Regions from separate parts of the Homo sapiens genome. Here region 2 is linked to region 1. Evidence: chromatin loops called from intact Hi-C (ENCODE). Cell type or tissue: mucosa of descending colon. All regions are shown on one strand. Each heading gives the region's core, and the rest is flanking DNA. Links, peaks and the distances in the headings are about the cores only. Region 1 overlaps PLXNA2 (plexin A2). Region 2 holds the start of LOC105372884 (a long non-coding RNA gene).

What was found. A loop is a pair of places that touch in the nucleus more often than their neighbours do. Peaks named below come from ENCODE experiments on the same cell type or tissue, not always from the same donor. Only the 100,000 strongest peaks of a DNase experiment are listed, where the experiment ranks them.
Region 2: it touches region 1 in a loop (2.3-fold over the local background); 5 of 110 quality-filtered maps call a loop at or near these places.

The regions. Positions count from the first base shown.
Region 1 is chr1:208,149,300-208,159,510 of GRCh38, reverse strand. All of the region lies in intron 3 of PLXNA2 (plexin A2), which reads left to right. Among named protein-coding and RNA genes, the nearest start is that of PLXNA2, 90 kb to the left of the region's middle. RefSeq lists an enhancer at 1-118. In mucosa of descending colon, for the core only: no CTCF peak of the experiment used is centred there; DNase peaks (open chromatin) are centred at 4,690 and 5,280.
Region 2 is chr1:208,198,085-208,208,295 of GRCh38, reverse strand. The region is part of intron 3 of PLXNA2 (plexin A2); the gene reads left to right. LOC105372884 (a long non-coding RNA gene) reads right to left here and starts at 1,506. Exons shown (of 5, transcript XR_001738428.3): 1 at 1-1,506. RefSeq lists a silencer at 6,678-6,972 and an enhancer at 9,785-10,211. In mucosa of descending colon, for the core only: no CTCF peak of the experiment used is centred there; DNase peaks (open chromatin) are centred at 4,713, 5,035 and 6,948.

The sequences.
Region 1 (10,211 bases), core at 1,055-9,054:
AGAAAGAGCACGAGCTGGAGGACGTGGGATTGTGCAAAGAGCAGGGGCAGCCGTCTTCCTGGAGCCTGGTACTTTAGCATAGGCTCCCCAGCTGTTTGCTTGGTGATTTTGAGGGAGTTGTGTGCTTTCACCAGGACTCAGTTCCTCTTCTATGGGAAGGTACTTCCCCCCACAGGATGATCATGAAGATCAAAAAAGAAAAATTAGGTGATAGAAACAAACAAAATGTCATTACCTTCAGCATACCCTCAGCCTAGCAGATGATAATGCAGTGCCTGTTAGATGGACAAAGGACAACATTGGCTGGGAGAATCAATGCCCAGCTCTGAGGAGCCCTCCCCAGAGCCTCTAGGGAAGGGGTTTCCCCATTTTCCTGGCATTTCTCCCACTCCCTAGGTTGATTGGAGTCATGGTGGTTTTGTTGTCACCTGCCATATTTCAGTAACCTTTGACCATCGCCCAGCTAGCCTGTGGGGGTAGATGCCTATGCGGCTCTCCCTCCCTCTCCCATGCAGAGAAGCACAGTCCTCCCTGGGAGCAGGAAGGAATGTGCTTCCTGGGAATACTCCTTGCCCCATGTGCTGGAGATAGAGCCCACTGCAGGGCTCCACCACAGGGAGGATCTTGAAAGCCAAGAAAAGCGACCCATTTGTTGGAGAACCCGACAGGGTCAGAGGCAGCTCAGACCACCTGTAGGGAATCAGGCCCTTTTGCCCACCACAAATCTCTTTTAACAACAAACTTTGAGAACAGCCTGTTTTCCCAGCGCAGCTTCCTGCATAGTGTTTGCCTAATCTTTCTGTCCAAAATCCCTCTCCAAACAGGAGGTTTCCTGCCCAGCACTGGCAATCAGAGAGCTAATTATGTGGGATTAGAGATGGAGTTGGGGGGTGTTCCTTTTAATTACAGGAAAAAATTAGTCCAACTGATGTCGGCAAGGCCACTGGGATTAGAATGAAAGTCCAGGTTTGGGCACAGGTCAGTTTGGGAGGTGGTAGAGCCCCCATGCTCTGGGGCTGGTGTCTTCTGCCCTTAACTGCCTCTGGAGTCTGGGGCAGACAGGGGGAAATGCAGGTCTCTGAGGAGCTTCTCTTTTGGGAATCTTGGAGAGGTCATGTGTATGTATGAGAGAGGAGACAGACACAGGGAGAAAGAAGTAGAGACAGCACAGAGAAAGAAACAATGTATATGGAGAGATCTGGGGATTGATGGGAGAGAGACAAGGAAGGGAAGGAGAAAGAGAGACGCAGGTGGGTGTTAAGAGGAGATTTTGAGTAAAAACAGACAGAGGGACACAGGTTTAGAGACCACCATTTCTCTCCCCACACTCACTGTGGACTAGTATTTATGTGACTGTCTCTTTCAACGGGGAAGAAGAGAAAGGCATCAGAAGCTGTACCTAGGCTTCTGTCCTCCCTCCTTCCTACCTTCCTTCTTTCCCACTTCCCACTCTCTTTCCCCTGGTGTCCAGCACACTGGCCTGGTTTCACAGCACACGGTGCCAGTGAGGAATGCTTTGGCCTGGCTGGGGACAAGGATGGTGTGGAAAGCTTGGACTCCGCTGGGCTCCTAGTGATCTTGAGTCTCCTCTGTGGCCTGAAGATGGGGCTTTCTGCCAAACAGTCTTGCCTTCTCTCCTATGAGAAGAATCTCTTGGCCAGAAAAGCATTCATTCATTAATTTATTCATTCATTCTTCCATTTTACAAATAATTACAGAGCTTTATTATGGGCCAGACCCATAGGAGTTTCTCCTCCACCCCCGTGGCTCTCCTTACAAGCACACTGTTCTCAAATACCCAGAACTTGAACCCGGAACCTTACACAGCTACTCTTCCCAGGAGTCTATGAATTTTTATTAGTGCAGTGGAATACAAATCAACCACTGGCTTTCCATTTTGAGTGGTATCTCCCCACCTCACCCCTGTCATCCAGCCCCTCACTTACAACATCCTGAGAGTAGCCCAGACCCTCACTCAGAAACATCCACTGGCCAACTCTTCCTTAAAGAGGCAAATGATATAAGCACAGAGTAAAAAGACCTGAGAATATTTTGAGGCAATGTACAACAGGTACAGATTCATAGGGTACAAAGAAAAGACCTGAGCATAATTATTTGTGTGTATTCATATCTCACTTCTTTCCAAAGAAGGAATTAAGATGACTTACAATAAAAGATTTGGCCAACATGGAATGATAACTGTCTTAGAACTAGAAAAGCCAAGCCATAAAGGGAGTAGAAACACATATGTTACCAAGAAGGTCAACATAGGCACCAGGATCCAGCATGAGATTTGGCCTGAGTGTCCCAGCAGCCAAGTCATAAAGGGAAATGAAATGAGCAAGAAATCTTTACACTTTGAGAGAAGGCAGTGTCCCTACTTTTCAGGACATTTCCCAGACATTACATTCTGTAAATTATTTATCATGTGAGACCTGTACAGACACCAGGACAAGAGTTTGACATCCAAATCAGATGCTTCTTTTATATGGCAATTTCTTGTATTAGCTCCTGACAAAGTGCCAAGGCTGTGACTTCCATGCAACAAGCAGCATTCGATGTGTTATTCTTATGGAGTAACAAATGCTGAAAAATAAGTATATGAGGCTGTGAGGGAAAAGGAAGCTTGCTGGTTTGGCTTTTGTGGTCCAAGTTTACGGCTTTCTGGAGCTCTCACTTGATTCAAGTATAGAATGCAATTTTTAAGCACCCTGTCATGCTTGGCACTCTGCTAAAAGTTGAATAAAATGAACTATATAGATTCAACTTCTACATCTGGGAATTTATAATTTATGTTGGCACTTAGATGAGGCTCAGACAGCAGAATAAGAGCATTAAAATGACAGACAGTAAGATGTTAACATTATACACAAGACAAAGGTGAGTGTATTTTAGGGAAGTAAATGGATTAATAAAAGATTTTATAATCAAACTGACTCGTTTGCATGCCTTTCTACTACTGGCTGGCTGTGTGGCCTAAGGCAGTCACTTAACCTCTCTGAGCCTCAGTTTCTTCATCAGTGAAATGGGTTTTGGGTTTCATCAGTGAAATGGGTTTTGTAAATGATTTGCATGTAAATCATTTACATAAGATGCCTGGCGTCATGTCCAATTCGTAGCATGTGCTCAATAGTATAGCTATGCTCACATTCTAGGATTGTTAAATAGGGATGAGTTCCTAGTGGGGTGAGAGGAGCAAGAGTCTTCCGATCCACTCCAGGGAAGCTGAAGACTCATTACTTCTTTCGATGAATGCCCCCAAAGCCGTTCGCTTCCTAATAGTCAGGATGTCTAAAGCTGAACTGGAAATATTCCAACATAGGTCATCTCAGGAACCCGAGAAACCTCTCCCTTTGATCTGTTTATATCACAACTTGACTGGGAAATCCATAACCCTCCTTTCTTTCACCCTGCTTTCCCCACTTAGGAAATGCCCAGGACTTGGATTTTGCTGCCCCAGGGTCATTATTTAGGCCATCCTCCCTCACCAGCCACATAGGCTCTCCTTTCCTTAAGCCTCAGGTACTCCTTCACTGCGCTTCATGGGGAGGTCCTGGTGTCAGGCAGAATGAAGGGCATTAACTCCCACATTTCCTGGAGGGATCCCTTTGTCCAGATTGGTTGTCAGCCAGACCCAGGCAGCCTCCAGGCTATAGCAAGAGGGGGTGAAGATGGGAAGCCATGTGATGCTCCCCTGCACACCCCACCACACCCCTGTGACAGCTGGAGCCCAGCATCCCATGAGCCAGAGCTCAGCATCCCATGAGCCAGAGCTGGGCAGGGAGGGTGGGACAAGTCCAGTGCAGCCGGGTGTTGGGCCAGGAGTCAGGTAGGCCCCAGGCGGGTCCTCCAGGCACATCCCCTTGGTCCTGCCCTCCCCATCCTCACCTCCGCTTCTTTGCAGTTTCTCTGGTACTTTCCAACTTACTGCCAAATTGTCAAAAGCTATGAGAGGCAAAGTGCTGTTCAGTTAATGACTCCAGTCCCTGGAGAGGTGGAGCACTCTTTTAAGAGAAAAAAATCCTAGAAGAGTGGGGGTGTGGGAGGGGCAGAATGAGGGATGCTTTAGTACTTTACACAAAAGCCAGGCTATAGCTCCTTTCAGCACTTTTTAAGGAGCATATTAGCAGTGGGTAGGTTTGCCCCGAGCTGCCTTCTCTCTGTGGGTGAAGGACTGGAGCCTCCCCCTTGCTTTTCTCTATTTCACAAAGTGAAAAGGGTCTGAGACAGAAGGCTGCCATCCCTTCGGCCCAGTGACTGCGGCCCTCTGTGTCCCCAGCACCGGTCCTGTGGAGACCCTAGTCAAACGACTCCTCCTTGCTCTGAGAGAGGCTGCCTTCAAAAGCAGGCTGGAACGGCCACTATGCAAGGGGTTCGCGCTCCATGCACCTGCTAACCCTCTGCTGCCTCCCGCTCCTCCTCCCCGCAGTCCTGCTCCCTTGGAAAGGACAGAGGAGGAGGTACTAATTTCCCCCATGTCCCCCTGAAGAATTTCCTCCCAGCCCAATTTTCCTCCTCAGTCTGGTCCCACCCAAGTCTATGAATCAGAGATAAATCAATCCAAAATCCCTCTTTCATGCTTTCCTTTCCAGTTTCCCAAATGCTTTCACATTCCTTATCTCATTTGTTCCCGCCGCTGCCTTGTCATGCTGGCATGTTGTGTTACCAGTTTTGTAGATGAGGAAAGTGAGAATTAACTCCCTTGGCTGAGTGCCCCTGCGTGGCCTCCACCCCAGTGAGCTAGACATCAGCCTTCGCTGGACAATCAATGTCTATTGGAAGGGAAGATGGAAATGCAGAGCTTGGAAGATCTAGAAAGGAAATCAAAAAAAATCTATGAAGAGACTGCCCAAGGCGAGACTTGTACAATCTCTCACTTCCATCGTCTCTTGCTGTGATCTGACTTGGAGAGGGGAGAATTTTTTTAAAGTTATTTTTGTTTTGAGTTGGCCCTAGTGTAGCTCCCTTGGTCTTAGTCCTTGGTCATCCATGCACATCCTCTGCAGCCACTGCCACTTTTTGGGTGCGATGATGTGGCTGTCCAGGCCCAACAGCACATGAATCCTAGGTAGTGCCAACTTCTCAGGGGCCAGGAGGACTTGGGGAGTCCTAAGGAGAAGAATAGAGGCTGCACTTTGCCTACCGTTGAGCCCACTGGATATTCTGAGAATGCTCAGAGAAAAGGCAGGACAAAGTTCCTTCCTCACAGGGCCAAGCCCTGCTTCTCTTCCTCCCACTCTGCGGTGAGATCCGGGCACCTGCTGTACTGTACCCAGCACCAGCAGAGTCTTCACGCTGGCACTCTGCCCAGCAGCTGTGGGGCGTTAGCACAAAAAGGGGGTGGGCATTGAGGACAAGCAGGTGTCCAGCCAAAGAGAACAAGGTGACCGGGGAGGGTCTTGGAGCAGTGATGGCAGGGAGCAAAGAGAGTCCATGGAAGAACAAGCAGATCGAGACAATCCTTACTCACCACCCCACCCCCACCCCACCTTGATTAGAATGATCTGGCCCCAGAAGAATAGCAATGAATTAATTAGGGGCCTGTTTTCATGAAGCAGCTCATTATTAAAGCCCCTCTCCTGGGAGGGGAGATGGGAAAAGGTGTGAAGATGACAGCTATTCAAACAGAATCTTTTAAAAGAGGTAGACCCTCCCCCAGCTGTCTGTTCTGCCCTTGGGCTCTGCCAAGCAGTCAGGCAGACCAGAGCACACAGGGTACCCCTGGGCTGGCTGCCGGGGACTGCAAGGGATGGAGGCTTTCTGGCTTGACTTCCCTTCCCTCCCTTCTCCTCTTACCCTGTTCCTCAGACCCCAACTCTGACCTCATCTTCGTAACCTCAATTCTTGCTTTCCACCTGTCTGAGCCAGCAGGCTTTCCGCTTAGTGGTCCTGGAGTCCTTTTCATAGCAGTACCTTGAGTGTTTATACTACTTTCCTCCTAAGAGCTCTCACCAGCCCACTGGGGAGCCAGAAAAGATCATTTCGACAGAAACAAATGTGGATAGGTGTTTACACGCCAGGTTCCAGAAGATTCCGGGTGGTTGGGATGGCATGGAACAAGATTCCCTCTTTCTCTACTCATTTTTCTCTAGTGATGGAAAAACAGAGGCCTAGAGAAATGAAGACCCAAGAGAGTTCAGATCCTGGCTCTTTTGCCTACCAGCTTTGTGACCTTGGGGAAGTTACCTCACCCTACTATGCCTCCGTTTCCTCATCTCAGCCTTAGGGATAATAGTAGCGCCTACCCCATTAGGTTGTTGTGAGGATTAAATGAGAAAATGTGCATAAAGCCTTTAGCATGACATCAAACAATAATAGGAGTTCAGTCAATGTGAGCCATGAGTAAAGTTCTACTCCTGCCCAGTCTCAGCAACAGGGATTCCTTCATGCCATCAGCCTGTGTTACTGAGAGCCTACTGTGTGCAGGGCAGTACCAAGTGTAGTAAGGCATACGAAGCTGTACAAAGCATGGTTTCTTCTCCAGGAGCCTGAATATCTTAGGAAAGATGACTGCATATGTTTACAAGTAACTGTGCCAAGAGACATTCTAGGTGCTATGGGAGTTCCAAGGAAAGATTGGTGCAGGCTTCGTGGAGTAGGTAGCATTTGGATAAGGCCTTGAAGGATGGTTAGGATCTAGGAGGTAGAATAAATTGTCAAGCAAAGGCGTGAAGACGAAAAAGCTGGGGATGCAATTGGAAAATGGTGAGAAGGCCATGTTAGCTAGACTCCTGAATGACAAACTGAGGAGTATGAACTCTTCTAAATTATTAAAGGGGACAATTGAAGGTGGTGTGTGTGTGTGTGTGTGTGTGTGTGTGTGTGTGCGTGTGTGTGTGTGTATGTGTATGCATGAATACATGCCATGATTTACTTTTTTCATTATTCCAAAAGTAGTGTATGTTCATCATAAAAAAATTAGGAGACTGAGTTAAGCAAGAGAAAGAAAATTACCAACACCTGAAATTTAAGGATTTTGCATACAGAAAAGGCAGGATCGAACAAGTGTTTTAAGAAGATTAATCTGGCAGTGTTTGGTAGAATAGATTAGAACAAGAATATGCTGGAGGCAGGGAGATTTCTCAGGTTATTGCAGTAGCCCAGATAAGAGGCAATAAAGACTCAGCCCCAGCGCACTAGCAATGGGAAGAGAGATTCGATGGCATGGTTGTAGGCTCCATTTCTCTCGGTTACCATGGCTTTTCTGCACCATGGTGGGCACATGCCACGTGTGTGTGTGTTTTTAATGACTTCTTTTAAAATCTCTGGGAGTCTCCTGCATTTAGGCACAAGTCCAGTGTCAGATAATGGTGCTTAGCGCTCTCGACCTCCCTTCCCATCCCTACAGCTGGAAATGCCATCCTCAGTGTTAATGAAAGCAAAGATTACTGTTCCAGATTATAAAATGCAGGGCAATCTCAGGCCATAGAAAAGAAAAGAATGAATTAATTAAAGAGAGTAATAACCCTCTTAAACACCCCATCCTTTGCTCCTTTCTCCAGACTGCAGGTGGCCTTCTTTGTCACAGTGGAGGAGACAGCTATATGATCTATTTTGTTCCCCAGGACTTATCTCCAGAGGCACCCAGTGCTTTTTAAATGTAGTTTTTAGTCCTAATGTAGGCATTGTCCTCCTGTTTAACTTAGAGAAAGCGTAGGCTCTGGAGGGAGGCAGAATAAAAGAGTTCAGGCTTTGGAATCAGACAGATTCAGCTTCGAGTTTCACTCTGCCACTTTCTAGCTGTGTGATCCTGCAATAGACACTTAACATGTCTTTTTCTATAAAATGAGAATGCCTACCTCAGAGTTTTGAAGAGTATTCATGTTTATATCCCTGAATTTTTGCACACGGGTTGACATAGAATAGATGCTCAATAAATGTGTTGAACTAAACTTATAAAGAGAGAGAAGCTATTCGAAAGCACCATGTATATCCAGTCCCAGGAAGTGCTAGTTTCCTTGTCCTGCCCCCTTTTGAGGAGTGAGACAGGCATTTCCAAGGTAGTTAACCTGTCGATATGCCTAATTCCATCAGTTCTCACCACACCCTATTCCAGAGCTTGGTGAGAAAGGCTGCCCTGCACTCCCCACAGACCTGAAAGAGTGGCTCTAAATCATTCCAGTTCAAAAAGCCTAAGAGGTTCAATTCTATCCTGAAACAACCAGGGCATCTCCAGGAAAGGAACCTGTGTGCAGTGCCTTGAATGGAGATTCCGAGTGCCCACACTACTAGAACTTGGGGTAAACAAAGGTTCAGATTTGGCAGAAGTTCCTCGTTATTCTGTATTAATTCCTCCTACCACCCCTCCAGCTACACACCCCCAACTCTGTGTGCTCCATGTGAATTATTGCTTTGCTTCTGCATGATTTGATTTCATCTGAGGCTGCTTAATGCTTCGGCTGTCTCCACTGTGTTTATCTTATTGTTTCCCAGAACAATCAAATGCTTCCTCCGCCCCTGGCAGCTTCGTCTTGTTCCCTCAGCCTCCTGACCTGCCCAAGCCTAAAGCTGGAGCAGTGTTTAAAGGTGGGGTTGGACTAAGGCCTGAGCCCCGTGTTCCTGAATCACCCAGTGTAATTCACCTCTCATAAGCTCTTGTCCTGGCCCTTGGAGTTCAAAATTCTCCAAGAGTAGAACCCAGAGGTCTGGATTCTTTTTGCTTCTAGCTCTTTGTGTCATTCTCTCATGAGTAGCAAAGGGAGAGGCCCCAGAGATGGGGTGCTTGGTGCCTTTGTGAGTGTAGTTTGTCATTAACTGTAGGAAGGCATGGAGCAGGGGCCACTCCTCTTAGTTCTACGAGCAGCATAGACCAGTGATGGCTTGGCCATCCTCATCCACCCTTGTCTGATGAGGGAGCAGAGACGCCACAATTTAGAAACAGAAAACTGGTCTCCGGAGATCCTCACCAGCCAATCTCCCCACCCTAACCCTTGAACGCTGACCTTACTCATAGTAAATGCTCAATAAATAGTCACTACAGCTACTATCCTTACTAGCCAGGCTATTAATTCTCATACTGTCCCAAGATGCAAAAGTCCAGAGAACAAGTGAGTCCTCTGGGGACTCCTCCCTACATTCCAGGAGAAAGATCTCCATGGCCTGGCCCCCTGAAATCCAGGACTCTCTAGCCCCATGCACCCCGCTGTTAGCTCCACCCACCCCTAGTTGAATATCTAGGGCAGACTCTTAACATGGACAGAAATAGAAATAATTGTACATGGAAATGTCAATCTCCAGTGTTAACCGAAGATTGACCAACAACTCATTGGGGACCAGTGCTGGAAGCAGTGTGTGTGTGCATGTGCGTGTGTGTGTAAGGGTGGGAGCAGCAGAAATTCTCAAATCTTAGAACATCTTAACAACCTCCTTCCCCTTCATGGAAAAGAGAGACCCTTATCCCTGTTTCCCTTCTTCCTCTCCTCTGCTAGCTCAGTGCAAACCACGGGCCAAGTTTTCCAGGCTCCTGCGTCCCCGTCCAATTAGCCAAGCATTTAGGGCCAGGCTCCTAGCTGTCCTCCAGGGAGCCTCAGCCTGCTGAGTTTTGACTCTGCAAGCTTAGTTAATGTTTTCACAGCTCAGAGGGCGGGGCCAGCAATAGGCACCCTGGACTGCCACCGCTGCTGTTGCTGCTGTTGAATGCGTATGTGAGAGAGTGTGTGTGTATGTGTATGTGAGTGTGTGAATGTATGTACAGGATAGAGGGAGGAAGAGTCTCAGAGACAGAATTTACCAAAGACTTAAATCTATAAATAATTCGGGTCATGAAGCTCTACAAAAATAATCTTCAGCTTGAATCTTCTCTCGCAGCACCAAATGCTCAACTCCAGATACACTCTCATTAACTCACTCCCAGGGTCAGCCTCAGCAGCACCAGGCCCTCTCCACCTTTCACCTCCTTAAAGGTCTGAACACACACACACACACAATATACACACACCACACTTATACACACACCACACTTATACACACATACTGCATACACACACCACATACAGTGCCTATACACCATACTCATACAACAGACTTACACACACCATACATACATACACCACATACAACACATACCATACTCATACACACTCACAACACATATACACCACATTCATACACACAACAGACTCATACACACATACCACATATACACACACCACATCCATGTACATACAACACATACACACCACACTCATGCACACAACAGATTTACACACACC
Region 2 (10,211 bases), core at 1,438-9,437, 48 kb before region 1:
AGACTGAGAATGATCTTCAGGTCCAGGCTTGCTACAGAGGTCAGCTAGGGGCCAGTGCTTTCACTCTCTTCAGATCTAGATGTGAATTAAGGAATCAGTGTTTGCTGAATGGATGGATGGATGAGAAGTGAATAAAGGAAAAGGGACCCAACCAGATACAAAGGGACCTTGAGTTGACTTTCCCCATATCTCCATGCATCGTGCACAGCACACACTAGGGGCTGCTTGGCATCTATCCAAGTCACACACCTGAGTTGGCCAAGTTCTCCTGGCCTTATTGAAACCCTGACGGACAAGTTACTGTGGAGACCAGTCAGCAGGTTCAAGGGCAAAGCTGGGGGCGTGGTTACCCACAGCTTGTTCTGACCTGTGATTTGGCTGCTTCTTCTCACTCTTTGCTTGGCCTTTCTTTGGCGGTTTCTATGAGCTCATGACACCCCTCCTTCCTCCTCTGTGCAGCTCACCCTTCCTTCCCACCCACGCTGCTTTGAGGTACTTGACATTCATACCCAGGCCCCTGCTGGCCTCCCATCTACCAGCTTACTTGCTCCCACCCCTCTCCAGAGAAATAACCCATGAAGAATTTATGGAATGTCCCCAGGAAACCCTACTATGGTCCAGGCCCCATAGCTCTTTCAACACAGGAAGGAAAATAAAGAAAAAAAATAGCTAAGAGTTTGGAAAGGGAAGGGAAGCCGGGTGCGTCAGAACTACTCACTTCTCCCGGCGTCTGTCAGGCTGTCCAGCCCTCATCTACTGTGGTCTGTAGGAACAGGATGTCCCTGTGTATGTAAGTTTAGAGGAAGCAGAGACTTGCTAGAAGTGATAGGACCACAGGGCGCTCTTATGTGCTGTGTCCACATAGCTGCTTATACACTGCTTTCTGCAAGATGCATAGAGAGCACCCTAGACAAGACCACTGCCTTCTGAGCTGCAAACATGTGGAAGGAACAGACAGAATAAGGTTAAGTCCCCAAAACCTGTATGTGAGGCCGGGCACGGTGGCTCATGCCTATAATCCCAGCACTTTGGGAGGCCGAGGCAGGTGGATCACCTGAGGTCAGGAGTTCAAGACCAGCCCGGCCAACATGGTGAAACCCCGTCTCTACTAAAAATACAAAAATTAGCTAGGCGTGGTGGCACATGCCTGTAGTCCCAGCCACTTGGGAGGCTGAGGTGGGAGAATCGCTTGAACCCAGGAGGTGGAGGTTGCAGTGAGCCAAGATCATGCTACTGCACTCCAGCCTGAGCAACAGAGTGAGACTCCATCTCAAAAGCAAAACAAAACAAAGCAAAACAAAAACAAGAGTTTGAGACCAGCCTGACCAACATGGTGAAACCCTGTCGGTACTAAAAATACAAAAATCAGCAGGGCATGGTGGCATGCACCTGTAATCCCAGCTACTCAGGAGGCTGAGGCAGGAGAATTGCTTGAACCTGGGAGGTGGAGGTTGCAGTGAGCCCAGATCGCGCCACTAGCCTGGGCGACAGGGCAAGAGTCTGTCTCAAAAAAAAAAAAAAAAAAAAAACCTATATGTGCAATGCTGCATAAGCTAAGGGTCAGTGCATTGCAGGTGATAAGAAGACATGCAAAGATTCACCATAAGGGTGGAAGAATTCAAACAAAACAGCAACTATAGTGTGATCAATCTGCAAAGCTTTACTGAAAAGGAAGATTACCAGGGTCTGCTTATAGACTAGATGAGACAGAAGAACTGATGAACTGATGAGTTGGGGGAGAGAAGGGCATTCTAGACCTTGGGTGCCACACTGAGAAGGTACAAAGCATATGCAATGAAGGTCCAACATTCAGAGAAGCTCAGAAGACTTGGACAGGTAAGAGGGGAGGGAGAGCCCTGTGAGGCTTTAAGCCCTAAGGAGATCAAGTGAAAAGGATCTTGGGATTTTAGCGAACCGTGAGGTTGACATGAGCCAACTCTGTGATATATTGCTTCAACAAAGTTAGTCTTCATCATGATAATAGAAGAACAGCTTCTATGTCACGAGACACAGTGACTCCACTTTACCTTGGAGATAACATCGCAAGAGGGTGTTAAGCAAACTCAAGTGCCAGATAAACAAGAGCTGGATCGATGTGGGAATCATGCTATGTGAAGGGAAAAAGTGAATAAAGCAGGACATAGAACAGCTGTCTTTACATAACATAATTTACTGAGCACTTATTATGTGTCACATGCTATTGAAGAGCTTTATATCTGTTAACTCATTTACTCTTTATATAACTCTATGAGGTAGGTGCTATTATCACCTCCATTTTAAAGATGAGGAAATGGAGGTCAAGAAAGGTTAAAAAATAATAATAAAGTCACACAGCAAATAAAATGGCAGAGCTAGGACTTGAAATGTGATTACCTGGTTTTACAATCTGCTGGCTTATCCATTAAGCTATGGAAGATGAATTAGGCTTATTCAGTGTGGCCCCAGAGGGCAGAACAGGGCCACTGGGTAGGCGTTACAGCAATGCAGCTTTCCCCTTCATATAAGGAAGACGTTTTTTACAGCCAGACTGTCCCGTGATGGTGAGAGCTGACCCAGGAAGGAATGAGGTCCTAGTCAGTGGAAATATGCAAGCAGAGACTGGATGGTCACCAACCAGGGTGCTGTCAAGGGGATTCCTGCATCAAATCTCAGATCTTCTCAATGATACTGCCACTGTTTCTCTGGCTCTGTCAGCAAAGCGTGCGATGAAGGAGGACAGGCTGAGGCAGAGAAGAGGAGCAGAAAAGGGAAGACCAAGGTCCCCTGGGTGTGGGCTTTGGAATGAGGCTGGTTTTGAGCCTGCCCTTAGTGTAGCAGAAAGCCCCTCAGGGTCAGGTAGGAGGGGCTTGGCACAGACAGGGCAAGGCATGGCCTGGATGATGAGGACAGGCAGGCCTAGGGCCAGATGTAGGGGAGGGAAAAGCAGGTTATCCTGGGGTCTGGGTCCAGTTCCTCATGACAGCATCCCTCCTGGTTAAGAATAGGCAGTGGGAGTCCAGATGATAGAGATTAAGTGCAAACACCAAAGCAGATGGAGATGGAGGAAGAGTGGCAACAGGAACTGGAAACTCATTTTACATGATTTTCCAGGTTTCAGGGCGGAGACAGGAGGCAAATCAAGCTCATGCCATGGGGCAAAAGAGGGAAGAAGTCAAGCTGAGCAAGTGAAAGATGCCAGGACAATGGAAGGAAGGACTATCTTGGGTTAGGGTGAAGTTCCTTTGGTTTCTTCCTTCCATTTGCAGCTGCTAAACTGCCGCCTCAACCCAGGTTTCACATCCCTGCAGGGCTCCTCACAGAAGCTGGGGGGTAGTGTTTTGCCGAGGCTCTCTAGCCTCTTAGTCCCAGGGACCTTAAACAGCAGCAGATGCTGCTGGCTCTCTTTTCCATCCCCACCAGAAACCTCTTCTGCTGCTCAAGCATTGTGACATGTCCTTTATTCTGTCCCTTCAACCACTATGCATGGCACCCTCCTAGACCCCACAGCATCTGGCAAGGGAGCAGCTGTTAAGGTGTCTACCTCCCTTGAGATTCACAGATCTTTGAGGGCAGGGGCCTTCCTTTTCACATTCATCACGCCATCCCCACTGCCAGATACACATTAGGTGCTCATGAAAGTGATCTCAAATGTATTGGGTGCCTATTCTATGCCAGACATCTATTTGTACGAATTGAAATAGAATCAGACACCAACGGTGACTCCTGTTGATGTGGTTGGTTGCGAAGGAAGGAAGGTATGATGTGTTGGGTAGGTCAGTGAGGGGAGGAGGAGGGTTGGCGTGGCAGTGGCATGAGGAGTCAAGGAAACAGGACAACTTCTGGTGGGTAACAGGAAAGGAGTTTGTTTTCTGGTTAACAACATCTGGAAGAGGGTGGGGTGGTAATCTCAGAAATGTTGGCTGGAGGAAGGGGACAGCATTTACACTGTTGCCTGGAGGGCCCCAGAATAGTACAGACAGCCATCTGCTTCACCTGGATCAGATGCAGGCTTGTGTATAACAGGGGAAGCAGGAAAGAATGCCCAGGGAACCACTGCTTCCCCCACCAGTCTCTGTATGACTCTTGGGATGTTTTTGCAAATCCTCAGAGACTTTCCAAGCTCTGGGGAGGGCCCCGGCCTATTCTGGCACTACCTTCTTTCCCATTAGCTAATGGTGGCTGCTGAAATGCCTGTGAAATTCTTAAAGGAAAATTCTTTCTGCCTTTCCCTAAGGGACATACCAACCCAAGGTCTCCAGTCCCCAGCCCACAGGAAGCCCTGACGTCCCAATTCTATTCTTCTCTTTGTAATCGCACAAACGATTTACTAAGCAAAGCCAGGAAAACTGTGAGCTTCTTGCAGTAGCAGCTTAGGCATTGGAAAGAATCCATCAGGAGCACCAAAGTATTAACTCTCCTCAGCCCTGGGGTTATTACTCAGTTATTTGATAACACTGACTGTTTACAAGATACGTTTCCGTGGTTCTTTTCATCTTCCTCAAATACTTCAACTGAGGGTGCTGATCGCCCCTGCATCTTTACCCCATTTTACAGATGTAGGAAACTGAGCTGTAGCTATACTAAATGTCTTGCCCAAGGTTATATGCTCACCCCCACCCTCCAATGCCAATATTGACATTGGCATTTAGACTTTCTCCCCAAACACACTAACCTGTTACTTGGCTCCTCTCGTGGGGTGGAGTTGCCTTGGCGGATGGAAGGCCAAGTTGGATGAAAAGCTGAGAAACATGCCTTTCTCTCTGTGCCAGCCCCACCAAACAATAGCCACTCATTCCTCTGAGTGGAAATGATTCACTTGTCTCTCAGTATGAACCCTTGATTGAGTAAACAGCCGGAGCTGCAGGTCCACATCTAAGAGACTTAGTGGCTCTCCTGGGACCTGAGACCGCCCATCTGATACCCTAACTCGCCCAGGCGTCTCAGCAATGCTGGACACTGGGGTGGTGGGGAGTAGAGACCCTCTCCCCTTCCCCAGAGCCTGCATGGAAGGGGTGGGGTGGTGGTTCAGGGAGCTCACCACCACATCCCTAGTAATGAGTTTGGCTCCCTGCCCGGGCTCCCGCCGCCAAGCTCGCTGTTTGTTTTGTTGTTCTATAGGCCTCTTGGGTCCCCAGAACTGGTCTTCTGAAAGCTGGGAAAGGCTGCATTTGGTTGGCACAAGAAAGGGGCATATTTACAGAATGTCCCACTCCCACCCGTCTTGACACACACACTCTGGCCAGCACATCTCCTTGCTTGACCATGGCAGGTGTAGACAGGAGATGTCGGCTCTGTCCAGATCCCCAGCAGACCCCAGGGAAGGAGGTCCTGATCTCCCAGAGTCATTCTGAAAGGGGAGAAACTAAAGACTCATTTATTTTTTGTACTTTTTGTGTAGTTTCTAATATACTTCAATCTTGGACAATTCTTGTATGAGGCCTCAGGCTGTGTATTCAGCTGGCTGTTTTGCAGTCTTAAGGTTGAGCTCCTGCAGCTCGGGGCTTTATTGCCAAGCAGGTGAAACACAGAGAACTGTGTTTTATGGATGGGTGGGATGGGCGTAATGATTCAAGCTCACAGAATACAGGTGACCTAAATAGGCTATGCAAAATTTTCAAGAGGCCAAGGTGCTGGTGTTTACAGAGGTCTTATCTTTAGGAAAATACAGACCCTTTTACACCATTAAGCCTTGCCTGTCTGTGGATTTTGTACATGGACCTGGATCTCTGAGTCGGAAGGGACTTACAAAGACCACCTGGTCCACTCTCCTGCCTTCGGGTAGGGACCAATTTGCATAACAAAGAGTATAGGGGCTTTGGAGAGATCCAGTCCTGACTCCATCCTACTAGCTGTGTGACCTCTGAGCTTTAATTTCCTCAATGTAAAATGAGGACAGTTCTGGTACCGGCATCATAAGATTACAGTAAGGATTAAATGACATAATTCATTATTGAACTGATATTTATTGAATATGTACTGTGTGCCAGGAGCTTGGTATAAAGCAGTAGAAAATAAAACTGTCAAAAATGGCTGCCCTGGCCAGGTATGGTGGCTCACACCTGTAATCCCAGCACTTTAGGAGGCCGAGGCGGGCTGATCACCTGAGGTCAGGAGTTCGAGACCAGCCTGGCCAACATGATGAAACCCCATCTCTACTAAAAATACAAAAATTAGCCGGGCATGGCGGCATTGTGCCTGTAATCCCAGCTACTCAGGAGGCCAAGGTGGGGGAATTGCTTGAACCTAGGAGGCAGAGGTTGCAGTGAGCTGAGATTGCACCACTGCATTCCAAGCTGGGGGACACAGAGAGACTCCATCTCAAAAAGAAAAAAAAAAAAAAAAATTCTTGCCCTGATGGAAATTATCTGAATGTGGGAAGTCAGACAAACAAAGTAAGTAATCACAATATATATTATGTTTAGTGGGTGATAAGTGCTAAGGAAAAAATAGATCATAAAGAAATAATTCATGGAAGGGATGGAGTGCAGAGCTTGGGCACATGGGCATATGTGCATTTAAATATTACTACAATTGTGACTTAACTTGTGAACTTCGATTTTTTTTTTCCTGTGGAGTGGGGTAGTAATAAGCACTTTGCATATTTGTTGTAAGGATTAAATAAAATCATGTGTAAAAAGTGCTTAATATGGTGCTTGGCATGCAAGTGCTTTCTATTATTACTGATATCTTTGAGGCTTCCCCAAAACCCCACTTCTTCCCTGGCTCCCTGGGGTAGTGATGCTGTCAGATCAGGCTCCTTTTCAGTGACATGTTTGCAAGGTCAGACGGAGGAAGAGAATCCTGTCCCCTACTCCCAGCCCTGAGTCATGGGAAAAAAATACTTAGAAGACGGGACCAGCTGAGCCGAACTAATCTAATCCTGCTGGACTTTGGCATCCAGTTGCATTAGTCACCAGTGAGAGGTTTCCCAGTCTCATATCACCAAACAATATGTACTGACCCCCTCCCCAGGGTGGGGCTGAAGGAAGTGTCAGTTGCCCTGTTGTAGCTTCGCAGAATTAACTAAAACAGGCCCATTCTCCCCCTTTGCATGTCTCCACACCAACCACAGTATCCTGTGCTGCACAACTCTGCCTTCGATGAATTATGTGATCTGAGGGGACCTCAGTTTATTCATCTGGACCACCCATGCCTGCCTGGCAAGATTGCTATGCGTATCAGACATGGAGGATATATAATGTCTAACACAGATCTTGACATAGGAGATGCTTAATAAATGGCAGTCATTGCTGCCTACCACCTCTGTTGCTGCTAGAGTGACTCCTCCTACTAGTATTACTACTACCACTCCTGTACTATTACCATGTTTTTCTGCCACAGTCCCAAATTCTCTTTGATTCTATTAGTTCATTAGTCCCATATAATTTTCAGATGATCAAGAAGGATTGGAGGCCAGGCGCGGTTGTTCACGCCTGTAATCCCAGCACTTTGGGAGGCCGAGGCAGGCAGATTGCCTGAGGTCAAGAGTTCAAGACCAGCCTGGCCAACATGGCGAAACTCCGTCTCTACTAAAAATACAAAAAAAAAAAATTAGCTGGGCCTGGTGGCGGATGCCTGCAATCCCAGCTACTAAGGAGGCTGAGGCAGGAGGCAGGAGAATCGCTTGAAGCCGGGAGGCGGAGGTTGCAGGGAGCCAAGATTGTACCACTGCACACCAGCCTAGGCGACAGAGCAAGACTCTGTCTCCAAAAAAAGAAAAAAAAAAAAAAAAAAAAAAAGAAGGATTGGGATATTTCACTGCTCTGTTGCAGATGGTGATTCTGAAATTCAGAGATTATGGACTTACTTGGGGTCAAGTTGTAAATCAAGGGAAGATGTGGAAATTGGAACCAGAACGACAAATACTTCAGGGTGGAGATGGGCCCAGCATATACCTAAGTCACTTGTGTAGCCCAAGATGATCAAGCTAAGAGCTTATGGCTACTTTAATGTCTCTTTCCTTCTTGCTAGCATGTGCCTCTCTGTCCAGGGAGGCAGGAAATACATGGAGATGAATGTGGTGAAAATGAATCTGGAGCTCTGGCCTTCTGAGTCTCTTCCTGTGGTTCTATTCTTCTCCTGGCCTCAGCCTCCAGAAAGGTTTCTAGGCTCCAAGGTGGGAAAGAAGTTCAGGAGCTGGTGCCGTTGGGTTGTCCCAATCAGCCATCCCCATCCTACCCTGTGTTATGGTTTCTATGGCAAAGGCTGAGTGTCCCCCAGCTAATCTGGAAGGAGAAATGGCATCAACAGGCTTTAATAACAAATCTGGAATTCCCACGCTTGACAATTGAGGGGAAGAGGCTGGGGAATTGGGGTTAAGGCCCCCAGGGGATAAGATTGACGCTATCAAGCAAGATCAAGAGTGTTCCCTTAAATGTGTATCATAGATTTAGTAGCTGGAGGGGACCTCAGAAAACTGATCTGGTCTACTGACTTTGGACAAGTAAGATGCGTATTGTTCTATTTTATGAATGAGTTAGCTGAGGCCTAGAAAGGTGGAGTGATCTGCTGAAACTCACCCAGGTTCTTACCCACGGAGGCAAGACTGGAACCCAGGTTTTTGAATTCCAATTTTGGGGCCCTTCCCTATATCATTTTAAAGGACTTTTTTTTTTCTTTTTTTTTTTGAGACAGAGTCTCACTTTGTCACCAGGCTGGAGTGCAGTGGCGTGATCTCAGCTCACTGCAACCTCCAACTCCCTAGTTCAAGCGATTCTCCTGCCTCAGCTTCCCAAGTAGCTGGGATTACAGGCTCATGCCACCACGCCCAGTTAATTTTTGTATTTTTAGTAGAGACGGGGTTTCAACATGTTGGCCAGGATGGTCTCGATCTCCTGACCTTGTGATCCACCCACCTTGGCCCCCCAAAGTGCTGGGATTACAGGCGTGAGCCACTGCGCCCGGCCTAAAGAACATTCTTTCTGCACAAAACATCAGACTGACCTCGGCCTCTCTAGCATGCAGGCATTTCCTATGCCGAACTTAAAATTGATCTAGGGATTTTTTTCCCTGGAGCAAGAATCCAGCTGAGCTTCTTGTACCAGGCCTGACCATACAACCTTGATCTAGGGTGACCAGGATCCCTGAGCCCTCAGTCCACACATCTCAGGGATCTTACCAGAACCTGCCCAGCAGGGAGGCCTACTTCACTTCTGGCCTCAGGGCTAAGAAGTTCTGACAAATCAGAAGAACACTGAATTGGGACCCTCAAGTCTTACACGTTAGTCTTCTCTCTAGGAATGCCACATTTTTGAATGGGGATAGGCCTAAAAGATCCACTATAAATTCAGCACTTACTATATGCTAAGCCCTGGGCTAAGTGTTTTGTTTTGTTTCAGTTAAGCCTCATCAACCCTTGCAAATTGTAAAAATCATTAGTCTTGTTTCCATTTTACATATAACAAGCTGAGGCTCAACAAAACTAAGTAACTTGGCAGAGTCTCAATGCTACTAATTGGAGAGCTGGGATTTGAATCCAGAGCTCTCTGACTCCAGACCTGTGCTTTTAACCACTAGCTTTTTAGCATTCAATTGAACTTCTCTACGCTTCCATATGTCCACGTGTAGACTACCACTTGCCTGATGGAGAGCTGCAAGAAGATGCACGAGAGAAGAGGGGAAGGGCTACCTCTTTGCACCCTTTTGAGTGAAGGTGCCCTGGAAACTCGGGACATGGCAGCTGTCACCTCGGCACACGCTGTCTTCCTTGTGTCCCTCTCCTCAGGCCTCCTCCTCCACCTTCCCATCCCTCTCGGCCTGGGTCACAATGCGCGGGGTGGCAGCCTTTTGTGCCACACACAGTCCCCAGCTGACTCCCCTTTCTCCAGGCATCATTGTTTGCTGTGAGCTTTCTGAAGGAGAGACAAAGGAGTGTTGCTGACAAGGCCAAAAGCTGCTGGGTAAAGCGTGGGGCCAGGGCCCATCACCCATGCATCCCTCGGAGCCCCCGGGCTCTTCTTCAAAGACATTGTCTGGGATCTTTTGTGTGCCAGTCATACCCATTCAGAGCTGGCCAGGCAAAGGTTTCAGTGGGGAGGAGGAGCACACTGAGAAATGGAGTCATTTTGATCTGGCAAAATTGGAAGAGACATTAAGGCAATAGTTAACAGCCGACCACTGCTGGGGGGATGGGCCCAAATGCTTGTTCTCTGTTTATGGGGCTTATGCAATTCCATCAATATTGATGCCTGATGCCTTTGATTCTGACACTAATCATTGCTATGAATTAAATT